4 separate regions of the Homo sapiens genome follow, and regions 2, 3 and 4 are each linked to region 1. Evidence: chromatin contacts called from ENCODE Hi-C or POLR2A ChIA-PET data. All regions are on one chromosome and are shown on one strand. Each heading gives the region's core, a stretch centred on a gene start or an enhancer-like site at or near the end of the contact. The rest is flanking DNA. Distances are from core to core; before and after follow the strand shown. Region 1 holds the start of ZNF713 (zinc finger protein 713). Region 2 overlaps LANCL2 (LanC like glutathione S-transferase 2). Region 3 overlaps VOPP1 (VOPP1 WW domain binding protein). Region 4 holds the start of VOPP1-DT (VOPP1 divergent transcript).

Region 1 (3,145 bases), core at 354-2,853:
TTATTTTATTTTTTGAGACAAGGTCTGATTCTGTCGCCCAGGCTGGAGTGCAGTGACTGGCTCACTGCAACCTTCATCTCCTGGGCCAAAGCCATCTTCCCACCTCAGCCTCCTGAGTGGCTGGGGACTACAGGCACACACCACCAAGTCCGGTTAATTTTTCTAGTTTTTTTTGTAGCAACAGGGTCTTGCCATGTTTCCCAGGCTGGTCTCGAACTCATGAGCTCAAGTGATCCTCCTGCCTCTGCCTCCCAAAGTGCTGCGATTACAGGACCGCAACCGGCCTAAACATTTTAAATGAAAAAAATCTATGTATGTATGTACGTATATGTATTCAGTGCAGAAACTGTCAGGGCAGTGACAGAATCTAGAAACAGCTGGCCGAACGCCGTGGCTCATGCCTGTAATCCCAGCACTTTGAGAGGCCAAGGCGGGAGGATCACTTGCGCTCAGAGACCAGCCTGGGAAACATGGTGAGACCTGGTCGCTAACAACAACAACAACAACAAAAAGCCGCACGTGGTGGTGCACACCTGTGGTCCCAGCTACTGAGGAGGCTGAGGAAGGAGGAGCTCTTGAGCCCAGGCGTTTGAGGCTGCAGTGTGCCATGATGGTGCCACTGCACTGCAGCCTGGGTGATAAAGTGAGATCCTGTCTCAAAACAAAAACATAAATAAACAGAAACACATCTGAGCATACACACGCCTGCAAAATGTAATAAAAGTGTCACTGCAATTCCGTGGAAAAGTGACTCAACGGATAACAGCAAGGCAATGAGAGAAAAAGGTAATCTCTACCTAACCCCTTACCACAAATATCATACTCAATGAAATACAGATAAAAAGGAGAAAAAGAAAATATTTTAAAAATTCTTTAAACGTATTATAAGAAAATAAAGCCGAACGTTTGCATAATCCTGAGATGAGGAAAAACTTTCCCCCAAAATGACACCTATGGACGCTTGCCCAAAAATAAACTGCAAGTTTTTCTTCAGCCTCAGAGTCATTCCCAGATAGTAGAAGACAATGTGTTTATAATATTGGAACGGGTAAGACCTTCCTATAAAAGACCAAAAATCTGAAAGGGACACGGGGCGGGTGACAGGAATGGGGACAGCGGGGACAGCGGCCGCCCCTCCCGCCACCTGCCGCCTCCCGCCGCCGCCGCCGCCCGCCGCCGCCGCCGCCGCCGCCGCCCGCCGCCCGCCGCCGCCGCCGCCCGCCGCCCGCCGCCCGCCGCCCGCCGCCCGCCGCCCCCCGCCTCCGCCCCCCGCCTCCGCCCCCCGCCTCCGCCCCCCGCCTCCGCCCCCCGCCTCCGCCCCCCGCCTCCGCCCCCCGCCTCCGCCTCCCGCCTCCGCCTCCTCCCGGCGCGCACTCACCTCCGCAGACAAAGGGCGCTTCGGCAGGCTCCGCCCCCTGACGCCGCCGCCGCCGCCGCCGCCGCCGCCGCCGCCGCCGCGGTGGACCCGGGAGGGAGAAGGTGCCGAGGGCCCCGCAGCCTGAGCCAATGACGCCCGGTGACTGGGCTCCTGGGGCCGGTCCAGCCACCGGCGCGCCAGACCTGCTCTGAGGACAGCCTCCCCGCAATGGCGGCGCAAGACGCTGGCCTCAGATCCCCAATACGCATGCGCTGGCGGCGCTCCGAGCCTGCTTCCTTCATCGCAATCCTCATCGCCGGGGCTCCTGACTCCCACCAGCTTTCCCGGGTCTGTTTTTCATCGGGACTATGCGGACCCCGGGGACCGCGGCCTCGAGCCTTCCCAGAATTTTCCGGTCCTAGAGGAACGAGGGGGACGGGCCGAGGACCCGTCCCTTCGTCCCTGCCAATTAGAAGCGTTGGACTGTCCATCTCCATGGTGACGACACAAGCCTTCCTTTCAGTCCTGGAATCACCCCTCCTTCCCATCAATTTCATATTGATGAAACTCAAAATATAATGATGATGATGTTATTGGCCGGGCGCGGTGGCTCACGCGTGTAATCCCAGCACTTTGGGAGCTTGAGGCTGGTGGATCACCTGAGGTCAGGAGTTCGAGACCAGCCTGGCCAATATGGTGAAACCCCCGTCTCTAATAAACGTACAAATATTAGCTGGGCGTGGTGACGGGCGCCTGTAATCCCAGCTATTCCGGAGGCTGAGGCAGGAGAATCGCTTAAATTCGGGACGGGGAGGTTGCAGTGAGCAGAGATCACATCATTGCACTCCAGCCTGGGCAGCAGAGTAAGACTCCATCTCAAAAAAAAATACAATAATGATATCATTATATCATTATATAGTATATGCTACTGATGCGAAGAATGGAATTTTATTTTATTTATTTATTTATTTATTTTTTGAGACGGAGTCTTGCTCTGTGGCCCAGGCTGGAGTGCAGTGGTGAGATCTCCGCTTACTGCAAGCTCCGCCTCCCGGGTTCATGCCATTCTCCTGCCTCAGCCTCCCAAGTAGCTGGGACTACAGGCGGCCACCACCACGCCCAGCTAATTTTTTTTTTATTTTTATTTTTAGTAGAGATGGGGTTTCACCGTGTTAGCCAGGATGGTCTTGATCTCCTGACCTCGTGATCCCCCTGCCTCGGCCTCCCAAAGTGCTGGGTTTACAGGCTTCAGCCATCGCGCCTGGCCAAAGAATGGAATTTTTTTAGGCGTAACATTTTGCTTAATTGGAGTTCGGAGTTAGTTAGTTTTTTTTGTTTTATTTTGTTTTGTTTTTCAGACAGGGCCTTGTTCTGTCACCCAGGCTGGAGGGCAATGGTGCCATCATGGCTCAGTGCAGCTTCAAACTCCTGGGCTCAAGCATCCTCCCGCCTCAGCCTCCCCAGTAGCCAGGATTACAGCAGCCCTGAGCCACTGCGCCCTGCTAATTTTTAAAACTTTTTTGTAGAGATGGGGATCTCACTATGTTGTCCAGGCTGGTCTTGAACTCCTGGGCTCAAGGGATTCTTACTCCTCAGGCCCCCCAAGGTGCTGGGATTACAGGCATCAGCACTGTGCTAGGCCCCAGAGTTAGTGTTCTTCAGCATCAAAATTGTGTACATCTGTTTCTACCGGTTATAATGAGATTTTACATATTTCATCTTTGAAAATGTTTTTAAGATAGATACGTACTGCCAAACACTGATACCGTCCATGAACATATGATTTAA
Region 2 (3,145 bases), core at 222-2,721, 460 kb after region 1:
AACTGACTTCTGTCAATCCTCTGTCCTGTGAAGTAAGTCCCGTTTCTCCTTTGCCTGGAGGGACCGAGCTGGAATTACTGTCACATGTTACAGACATGAGGCAGGGGTTAATGCAGAACCACGGAACAGCACCTCTGATGACATCTAGTGGATAAGTAGGAAGGTGTCAACCCAGGTGGCTTTTAAAAAAATCTGTAAATAAAATCTCCTCCTTTATTCCACAGATTTTAATCTTTCCCTCAGTGTGTTAGAAAGACTAATAGTGTTTTTCAAACGTGTGTGGATGGACTCACCTGGGGAGACACCCGCATCCTAGGCCACCTTTGTGGCTGCTCTGCAGACACCTGGCTGCACCCGCTGCCTCCTCGTCTGAGAGGGGCTGCCCTGGAGAGCACCGTGCTGGCTGTGTTGCCTACTGGCTTCCCTTGAGAAATGGGGAGGCAGGACCTCTACTGAGTGCTGTGATGTGTTATGTTTTGATGTGGTGGGTGGGGAGGATGGGAACAATGTTATTTGGATGAGATTGGACATCGTGTGAGGTCTTCAGCAAAGCAGCTACCCTCAGCTCATTGACGACAGCATCCTGCCTGCAGGTGTGGGCTGCTGGACTGCCTGCAAAGCCCATCAACAGGCCCTGGAGGCCAGGTAAAATAGGATCAGGATGATTTCTATTCACAGAAGTCATCAATCTAACATGAAAGAAAATAATGACTCAGGAGCAAGGGTGTCTGCAGCAAACAGACTCTCCAGGCATCGTTTAGAAGCTGAATGTCACACATTTCGGGTGCCAGCCCCACACATAACCACACAAGTAAAAAGGAAGCTTTTCTCCTAAACTGACATTCTTTTTTCTCTTTTCTGAGAGGTGTGGACACTGGGGCTGGGAAATGCTCAGGCCTCCCCCTGCAGACAAGGACTGGGCTGTTAAGAGAGGCCTCTTGTCTTTCATGACACAAGCCTTAGCTCACAAGACGAGAAGTACCTAGTCCCAGACCACCTCTTCCATGATGACAGAAACCCTTCTAAAAACTGAAATCTATGTGATAGAATTAATGAAGGTAGGCTAACCCAAATTACTGCTCACATTTTTTCAAATAAAAGTCACACAAATACCATAATGTTGTTGGTTAGAACATTATGTTTCTCATATCTATAAATAAGGGCTAGTACTTTTTATCACCCAAAAGTAGACAAAAAATAGGAAATGCATTCATTCCAAATTTAGATTTTGATAACTTTCCAAAAGGTTGAAGTAAGTTTAATTGCAGGGACATGAGTCCAGTTGAGTGTCTTTCTGTTAATCTGCAATAACCCATCTGGAACTGTATTTACTTTTCTTAGAACAGTAACTTATAATGTTGATAAACTGAGGTGGAGCCTGTTTTAGTAACATATACCTGGGTAAATGTTCTGGAACTGCCAGTGCTTAGTCACTGCTGCCTACAGTGTGGCCATCAAAGGCTTCTTGGGAAAGCTCCCTTTGGGTCCAGAAGTCTCCCCAACAAAGCTCCAGCTGCCCTGGACTCTACACAAAGCACCTGAAGCCTCTGCTGGGAATGGGGCCCTGACAGAGCTGCAATGCACTCTGAGGCTTCTTTAAAACACGAAGGTGAGTGTAAAATCCAAACGGGAAGCGTTCAGCTGTGCACTCCCAAACCACCCCAGCACGCCCCTGCAGAACTGCTGGTCCTGTCCGTCCTTGGAGTGGTCGCTCCCTCATTCTCATCTGGAAGGTGCCACAGAAAAGGCTGACAATGTATTATCACTAGGATAGACCCTAGATAATCTTTCTGATATACAAGATAGACACCACCTGTTCCCTCATTTGTCAATATGGAAGAAACCCCACTTTATACATTTTATACAGAAAAGTGGACACTGCCATACATTCATGCATGGTCAGCTCTGAGCCCTCAGGAATAGAAGGGCCTTCCATTTAAAACAGCTTACACCTGGAGACAACAAACACCAAGAAACATGCAAACACTACAGAGAATCTGTATGTGAAGAAGTCATATTTTATATTGATGAGGGTGCTGTTAGAAAATGTTGATGGATGGCTTCGGTCACTCATGCTAGTCTAACCAGAGGGGCCTGTGACGGTGTCTGCTTCTCTTTCAGGATTCCCAGTTGTTTCTGTGTCAGGCACTAAGCAATCTGGTGGCTTTTGGTCCAAATGGGTATTTTAGTTGTCTTTTTGCACCTTTTAATCCCTCTTCGAAGAGTCAAGTTCAAATGCTGGAAACCGTGATGTCTCTGGTCCCAGGACATCAGAGAGAAAGTGAATAGCGCCAGCCATGCCTGCAATGTAAAATGAGGAGCCTCTTAGGAATGGCATAAGGGTAGTGTCTATAACAGTGACTTTTAATCATTTCCCTTACCAGGGGCTGCAAGCATGTGGGAAAGGTGCTGAGGACTCTAAAGATGACTTCATTAAAAACCAAAGATATCCTTATATTTAGCACCTGGCAGGTAATATAATAACACCAGTTTTCCTCACTATCTTATATTTAAAAAACTGGTTACTGGGCTTTAATCTTATATCTTGAAACTTTAAGGTGGCATCACAGAATCGCTATGGAAGTTATGGATGCTGCTAATTACGATATTCCTATACACGGAGCTTCCCCTCAGAGCCTGTATATGCTCAAAGTTGCATTTTATATCTTCTTGATATTTGAAGAATGTTATTTTTAACAAACCTCAATTTGGTCAAAATCCCCACCCCAAATCATTGCAGTAATTGAGCAGTGGGTTTTCAACTAGACTCACAGCAGCTTAGGAAGGGTGTGGGGTGGAGAAGGTGCTAGTAGCCCACCAAGGCCTCCAGGTCTCCTGTCCCCACTCAAATCAGAACAATCCTCCCTTACAGGGTTTTTGTTTACAGTTTTTCTTTTGATGTAAAATTCACGTACAATAAAACACATAAATCCAAAATGTACTTCTCTGAGGTTTGTAAAATGCATATACATGTGCAAACAAAACCCGATTAAGACCTGGAATATTTCCATCACCCCAGGAAGTTCCAAGTGCCCCTCTCCAGTCCCTCCCATCCCTGTGGTCCCCCCAGAGGTAACCAGCAGCCTGGTCTTGGTCCACCATGGATTAGTTCTGCCTGCTCTGGCACTCTTATGAGCATGGCCAC
Region 3 (3,145 bases), core at 338-2,837, 350 kb after region 1:
GGCCCTGAGTGCATGATCCTTGCTTGGCACAGAGTGTGGGTCAGGTGTAGGAAAGAGTCGGTCGTCATCAAGGAAAGAACACTGTCTTTGGAGATAGTCTCAGACCTGCGGTAAGTTGATGTCTGCCTGCCCAGCCTCTGCACAGAGGGACAGTGCCCCAACTGCATCCTGGGATGGCAGACACAGTGCTGAGCATGTCTGCTGGTTGAGGGCAGCCCACTCCTTCCCATGGTCTCATTAGGACCAAATAAGTTCACGGAAGGGAAGATTCCTTGTAAGCTGAAGTGCTGAGAGTTAAATTTAATCAGAGCCCCAAGGGGGAAAACTAACAACTCACCTTCTGGAAGTCTCGAAAATTTTCATCCAAGTGACACTGAGGCTGAGGCTCCGTTGGTGGAAACTCTGAAGAAGTGTTTTCCAGATGGAAGTGAATAGACCTAGGGTTCTCTAGAGGTGCATGGATGGAAATGGCTGCGGGGCGGGGGACTGGGAGGAGCGGCAGAGACAGGAAGAGCCAATGGCATGTGGGGGCGGCCAGGCCAGAAGGACACTCCCTGGGGTCTGTACTTCACCCTCAGTGAGGCAGCAGGGTTTCCAGGGGGAGCCTGCCCCAGTGCCCTCTGAGCTCACTGAGCTTTGCCCTGATCAGTCAGCCCCACTCTTTTTGCTTGTTTGTGTAATGAAGCCCACTGAAGATAAAATTGCATTCAGAAGAAAGAAAATTATGACCTCAAGGGGAAGCAAAGAGAAACCCACAGTGAATGGGGAGCCCCTGGAGATTTTCTAGCAGGAGTTGGTGTGCTGTGTGCCCTCCTTTCCTATTCTCTATGACAGAGCCCTGCGTAGCCCCCTGAGCTTTGTCAAGGCTGCTGAGAGGTTTAGGGGCAGGTGCAGTGTCAGGAGTCCCCCAGCCAGGCCCTGGCACTAGAGGCCATGCGGCCAGACTTGGATGTGGCAGTGGTCTTGGGGCAGGTGCTGCAGGCTCTACCACTCTTCAACTGTGTCTTCCTGTTCTCCTCTTCTCCCATCAGCAAGCTCACCCCCTGGCTTTTGATGCCAGCCTCCTTTGTGGTGTGGCAGGAATGTCCTGGGAAGAGACAAGGCTTGACCACGTGGATGGAGTGGGAAGACAGGAGGCACTGGGGACAGCATGTGGCTGGGGTGAGCTAGTGGGCGGTGGTACTTTCCCCAAAGTCCAGAGCACTGGGTGGGAGCAGCGCTCAGCTGTAGGGATGTCTGGTGTGAGGTTCTTCTGGGCACCTGGCAGAGATCCCAGGTGGCAACTGGCAGAAGGTCCCCAGCTCAGAGTGGGCCCTGCATGGCGTTGTATGCTGGTGTTCTTTTGTGGGCAGGACACCTGCAAGAGGGCTACAGCTGGAGAAATGGGTGGGGAGGAGTGGCTGTTGACAGCTCCCTGGGCCCAGAGAGAATTGAGTCAGAATTGGGGAAATTGCAGAGCGAGCTCAAAAGCAGAAACCCAGTTGGGGGAAAGTACTGAGCCCAGGGCTCTAAATGACTAATGCAGAAATGATGTTAAGTTTACCTCCAGTCAGAGTGAAACTTTGGGCAGCCCCCGCTCCCTACACGCAGCTGCCCTTCAGGGGAAGTGAGAATTGGCCCAAGCCACAGGTGACCATGACAGGACCTTGCACTAGCTGAGACCCGAGGGTTTAGGAAATTATATGAGAAATGAAGCAAGAGATGATTATCTTTTGACAGCCAAGTCCCCAGATGGAATTTAGATATTTGAACTAGGCCTAAGGAATGTCTGTCTATTAAGTGTCTGTAGAAATTTCTGTCATCTGCTTGCACTTGCTGTTTTACTCTGCTACCATTCTTTTCTCTCTCCATCTCGTAAAAAAAAAAAAAAAGCTACATGAAATGATTTCCTTCACGGATTTTAACAAGCCAGGACACAGTGACAGCTATTAGAAATTATAGCTGACAGGGCTGGGAGACAGCTGTACAGTTTGCTGGTGACCTTGCACAAATGAGTTGTTTTGGGTGGAAAAGCTGTTGCTTATTTACAACACTGAGGCAGAGTTGTTGCTTTTGGATCTGAGTTTTGCCATCCTCCTTCCTGTGGGTGTTTTCACTCATCTACCTCCCTACCCACCCACCACACACTGGGTACGAGAAAAGGTAAGAAGAAAAGACTGGGAGGATCAGAGGATATGAAGGTCAGTCCCCAGACAACATCATCGAAGTTCACCCCATCACTATGTTGATGACTGAGGAGGGAAAGCCAGGTAGGGATTTAGGATTAACCTGAGTGCTGTTCTACATTCAGCCTCCCTTGCTAGTCTCCCTGATGGGGACTTTCCTTTGGTGGGTAGTATGAGGGGTTCTTTGAGTTAGCAGAGTCCCTTCCATCTGAAGAAGCTGAGGCTCAGGGGAGTTTCCAGGCAGTGAGACCCTAGGTCCGGAAGGTTCCCTGATGTGGTGTCCCACATAGCTGCTTCCTCTTTCGTGGTTAAAAGCAGATGGCAGACAGCACAGTCAACCACGGTCATCTCTGAGGCTGACTCAGAGCAGGCAGGTGTTTTTTTGTTTTTGTTTTTTTTTCTTGGCACAGGGAAATCTAAATGAGAGAAGAAATATTTATAAGTGATGGCTCTGGAAGCTGCTTGTGGGTGGACAGTGATGCCCTTCCTGAGTGGGGAAGGCAGGGGCATTTCTGCTGCTGTCCTTGGGCACTGCCTTTCAAGAGCACCACACTGCCCCTTGCATGCACCCACAGACAACACTGAGTGACCGGCCTCCATCCTCACTGGTCTGACCTGGAGGCAGCTGACTGAACCAGCTTTTAGGAGGCACTCATGTGAGTTTGTGTTAAACAGAAATGATTGAGTTGATTGGGTTCAGGAGAGAGACAGAACTGGCATCAAAATCACCTTCCTGGCACATATGTTCTCAGTCCTCCTGGTTTTAGCTTAGGCCTCCACACTGCCAGAGACTCCCTGAAGATTTTCTGATACACAGATGCTGCTTTGGGGCAGCACGTGGAACTGACTCTCTTTCTCCCCAAATTTGCTGTAACAGCTTAGTCCCTTAACATTTATAACCAATCAATTCATGACAAGAAATAGAAAGTCTTCTAAGCACAAGAAATTGCTTTTTGACTCCAGGTTAAATATTACCAGAT
Region 4 (3,145 bases), core at 413-2,912, 310 kb after region 1:
ACTTTTTCAGTGGTATCTGATGCCCTTATAATTTGTGCTCAAGGAAACAGCCTGGCTGGTTAGCCTACACCCCATCCTCCAACCATGCCAAGCAACCACCACATCATTCAGGACCAAACAGAGAGCACACAGGAGAGGTATCAGACTGAGGTGAAAGCAGAGTCACAGTTCTAATTTTATTCTTGGAAAAAAACTTGCACAAATTACAGGAAGTCGAGCTCAGCAAAACAATCTTCCAGGCAGAGAGAGATGCAGAAGGGAGGTTATGTCAGACACTAGTAGGTTGCTCACAATGCAACAGAACCACAATTTGCACACGAATACATCGTGGACACAAGTCAAAGTTCCATTTTAACCCATTAATGATGGAAACAGTGGGATGACAAAGGTGCTTCAAAGGAGAATGCAGGCAAGTGACCTACACACACAGTCAAAAGCGGGGAGAAAAGAGAAAGGAAACGCTGGGAATGAAGTGGCTCAATCAGATAGGAAGCTGGTTATGATTCTCACCTTAAGCAGGGGTCATTTGTCTTATACACACACACACACACACACACACACACGTTTTAATGGAGACAGGTTCTTGCTGTGTTGCCCAGGTTGGGGTTGGTGAACTCCTGGGCTCAAGCAATTCTCACACCTCAGCTTCCCAGACTGCTGGGATGATAGGCATGAGCCACCCTGCCTGGCCCATTTGCATTTTTACAGGACGAGATCACTTCTATCCCCACTGGAAAAACATTTGTCTTGCTAACACACAATAAGCTTTCAGCTTAGTTTTCTACAAGTTAACTTTTCCATTAAAAAGAGTTGTAAAATGTCCTCATTGTAAATAGTAAAACTACTAGAGTTCAATGGCGTTTGGCAGGCTTGTCAGATAGGTGCCTTAGCATGACTGAAGGCCATAGGCATTGTTTCTGTCTTACTTGTAAGTTCTGGCTCTGACAGGTATAGTCAGGTGGTGCATGCTCTATATTAATCAAATTAGGCTTTGAAAGCTGGGAAAGAGTTGGGGACTTGCCTCGGGTGACATCTGTTCGTGTGACCCCCTCCTTCCACCTCCTGTACTGCGCAGCTCATGTCCTTTATGACCCTCTGTGATGCACCCACCTCCTGGTCTCCGCACTCAGCATTCTGCATCAGGTGGTTTAAGCGACTCTCCCTCCCTCTAGGCTACGGGAGCAGTTTTCTTGTCCTCCTCTCAGCCTCCAACTCAGGATCTGGTACATCTTACAAGTTTAATAGTGTTTGTTGAATAACCTCATGAAGAAGGTGGGATCTGAGCTGTGTTGTGAAAAAATAGTGTCTGTGAGGACATGGAGGTGGGGTCAGCGGAGGCGAGGACAGCGCGAGCTCCGCACAGTTTTCTGCTGCGGGAGGGTGGCCTGCAAGGCGGGGCCGGTTGCGGTCAAGTTCAAGTAGGGTCAGAGCAGGAGAACACTGGCATAAAAAATAGCCACATCCAAGGAAGCAGTGAGGTGTGGGGACCATCTATTTCGGTGGGCCTTCCCACCCCCAGGCCGGCCTTCCCATCACGCGTGGGTGTGGGGGCACTGCCCCCGCTGCGCGCAGGAACAGCGGGGAGAGCCAGGAGCGGAGCGGCTTCGGGATGCCAGACTGAGCAGTGGGTTCGTCTGCGGCCACCTCTCAGGGAACAAGCTTCCCCCCGCGGAGACTCTGCTTCTTTTAAAAGCCTTCCTGGGTTTAGTCTAGGGCGACAGGACGACCTCCCTTGGGAAGGGAGAGCCTGCCAGTCCCCCTCCCATTCGCCAGGCGGTGCAGCCCCTCCTCCCGCCCGGGGCGCGCGCACCTCAGCGTCGCGGGCCTAGCGCCCAGCAGCCGCGCCCCAGGCCGGGCCTCGGGTTCCGGGAGCCCGCAGGCGCGCGCCCGGCCGGGCGTGTCGGGAGCGCGCGGCGGCCGGGGGCGGAGCGCAGCCAGGGCTGCGCGGCGCGCCCCGGCTCCCGCCCGCTCCCAGCCGGGCCCCCCAGCGGTCGGCGGGACGGCTCCCGGCTGCAGTCTGCCCGCCCGCCCCGCGCGGGGGCCGAGTCGCGAAGCGCGCCTGCGACCCGGCGTCCGGGCGCGCTGGAGAGGACGCGAGGAGCCATGAGGCGCCAGCCTGCGAAGGTGGCGGCGCTGCTGCTCGGGCTGCTCTTGGAGGTAGGGGCCGGGGACCGGGTGCTGCCGGAGGCGCGGCGCCCACCATGCTGGCGGCTGGGGGCGCGCAGTTCCGAGGCGCCCCAGAGGACCTTGCCTGGGAGCGCAGACGGTGGAGCGACGGGGAGCCACAGCCCTGCGCGCCTCCCGGAGCTGGGAGGTGCGGGACCCTGGTGACGGGGAGGCTCCCGCCCCGGTCCGCGCCTTCCGTCGTTCCTTCGGTTTTCGCACCCCGCCCCCACCCTGCGGGTGAGCGCGTTTCCCGCGCCGACCGCCTCCGTTAGCTCGGGGTGACCTTTGTGCACCGTCCGCCCCCTCTCCCCGCCGCAGAGGGCCGAGGATCGGATGGACCCGGGGTTGGGCGGGGGTGGTCCTCGGGCGCGGCGCAGGCGCGGAGAGCCCGGGGCGCCGGGCAGTTTGGGGTTAGGAAAGGATGGGTGCCGAGCCGGGGTGAGGGGAGCGGGCGGAGGGGACTGTGGGGAAGTGTCGCGGGAGTGCCGGGAGTTGTGGAGGTGAGCAGCGGGAGGAGGCGTTCCCGCGTGTGAAAATGAAGTGCAGCCTTTAGGTGCGGGGAGGAAATTCTGCGGAGAGCCTGGCTGGGTGGGGGTGCGGAGCCGAAGCCGGCGGGGAACTTGTTGAGCGGCTTCCGGGTGCGAGCGCCCGTGACCGCATCCCTGGCGGGGACCGCGGCTGCTCCTGGCTGTGAAATTGCATCCTCGGATGGGGCCACATACTTCTCACTAAAGCAGGTTCCTTAAAATGCGAACTAGAGGAATTCTGGGGTGTCCAGTCTGAATCAGGGCTTGTTCAACTTTCTCCTTAGTTTCATTATTCTGAAGGAAATTTGCGTTAAATTAATGAAGTCAAAAGAAATAGGTAATGAATCCCATGCCTCTGTTTTAGGAAGTTGTGAAACTATCTTCCTTAATAGTTAGTGATTGGTGCTGGAAATTACTAGTTTGTCTTCGCCCTTTATTAAAAAGTAATTATT

The links. A loop is a pair of places that touch in the nucleus more often than their neighbours do. ChIA-PET counts read pairs that join two places held with the same protein, here RNA polymerase II (POLR2A). Pooled maps may share reads with other maps.
Region 2: a loop to region 1 is called in a pooled map, with 7 times the contacts of the local background. The contact joins the enhancer-like site here to the promoter of ZNF713 in region 1. A Hi-C loop is called at or near these places in 7 of 50 pooled maps. POLR2A ChIA-PET finds 5 or more read pairs at or near these places in 2 of 52 experiments (CD8-positive, alpha-beta T cell and activated CD4-positive, alpha-beta T cell).
Region 3: a loop to region 1 is called in a map of naive thymus-derived CD4-positive, alpha-beta T cell, with 25 times the contacts of the local background. The contact joins the enhancer-like site here to the promoter of ZNF713 in region 1. A Hi-C loop is called at or near these places in 1 of 168 maps with a recorded cell type or tissue (naive thymus-derived CD4-positive, alpha-beta T cell), 1 of 37 single-sample maps with no recorded cell type and 7 of 50 pooled maps.
Region 4: a loop to region 1 is called in a map of natural killer cell, with 7 times the contacts of the local background. The contact joins the promoter of VOPP1-DT here to the promoter of ZNF713 in region 1. A Hi-C loop is called at or near these places in 7 of 168 maps with a recorded cell type or tissue (CD8-positive, alpha-beta T cell, ascending aorta, gastrocnemius medialis and 3 more), 4 of 37 single-sample maps with no recorded cell type and 20 of 50 pooled maps. POLR2A ChIA-PET finds 5 or more read pairs at or near these places in 2 of 52 experiments (GM10248 and H1).

Annotation. Positions count from the first base shown.
Region 1 is chr7:55,885,914-55,889,058 of GRCh38, reverse strand. ZNF713 (zinc finger protein 713) reads right to left here and starts at 1,603. Exons shown (of 7, transcript NM_182633.3): 1 at 1,379-1,603. RefSeq lists a silencer at 1,403-1,452 and an enhancer at 1,573-1,912.
Region 2 is chr7:55,430,382-55,433,526 of GRCh38, reverse strand. LANCL2 (LanC like glutathione S-transferase 2) reads right to left here. Exons shown (of 9, transcript NM_018697.4): 9 at 1-2,301. The coding sequence ends at 2,207. Among named protein-coding and RNA genes, the nearest start is that of LANCL2, 67 kb to the right of the region's middle. RefSeq lists enhancers at 64-143, 174-223. Within about 2 kb of position 1,471, at least 3 of the 41 ENCODE cell types and tissues checked have a DNase peak (open chromatin) inside an H3K27ac peak, as active enhancers do.
Region 3 is chr7:55,532,858-55,536,002 of GRCh38, reverse strand. The region is part of intron 1 of VOPP1 (VOPP1 WW domain binding protein); the gene reads left to right. Among named protein-coding and RNA genes, the nearest start is that of VOPP1, 38 kb to the left of the region's middle. RefSeq lists enhancers at 917-1,076, 1,097-1,706, 1,747-1,806, 2,147-2,216, 2,287-2,406 and 1 more. Within about 2 kb of position 1,587, at least 21 of the 41 ENCODE cell types and tissues checked have a DNase peak (open chromatin) inside an H3K27ac peak, as active enhancers do.
Region 4 is chr7:55,571,283-55,574,427 of GRCh38, reverse strand. It overlaps VOPP1-DT (VOPP1 divergent transcript), which reads right to left and starts at 1,662. Exons shown (of 17, transcript NR_187585.1): 1 at 1,111-1,662. It overlaps VOPP1 (VOPP1 WW domain binding protein), which reads left to right and starts at 1,926. Exons shown (of 5, transcript NM_030796.5): 1 at 1,926-2,157. The coding sequence starts at 2,104. RefSeq lists enhancers at 1-133, 464-543, 2,873-2,932 and a silencer at 1,693-2,672.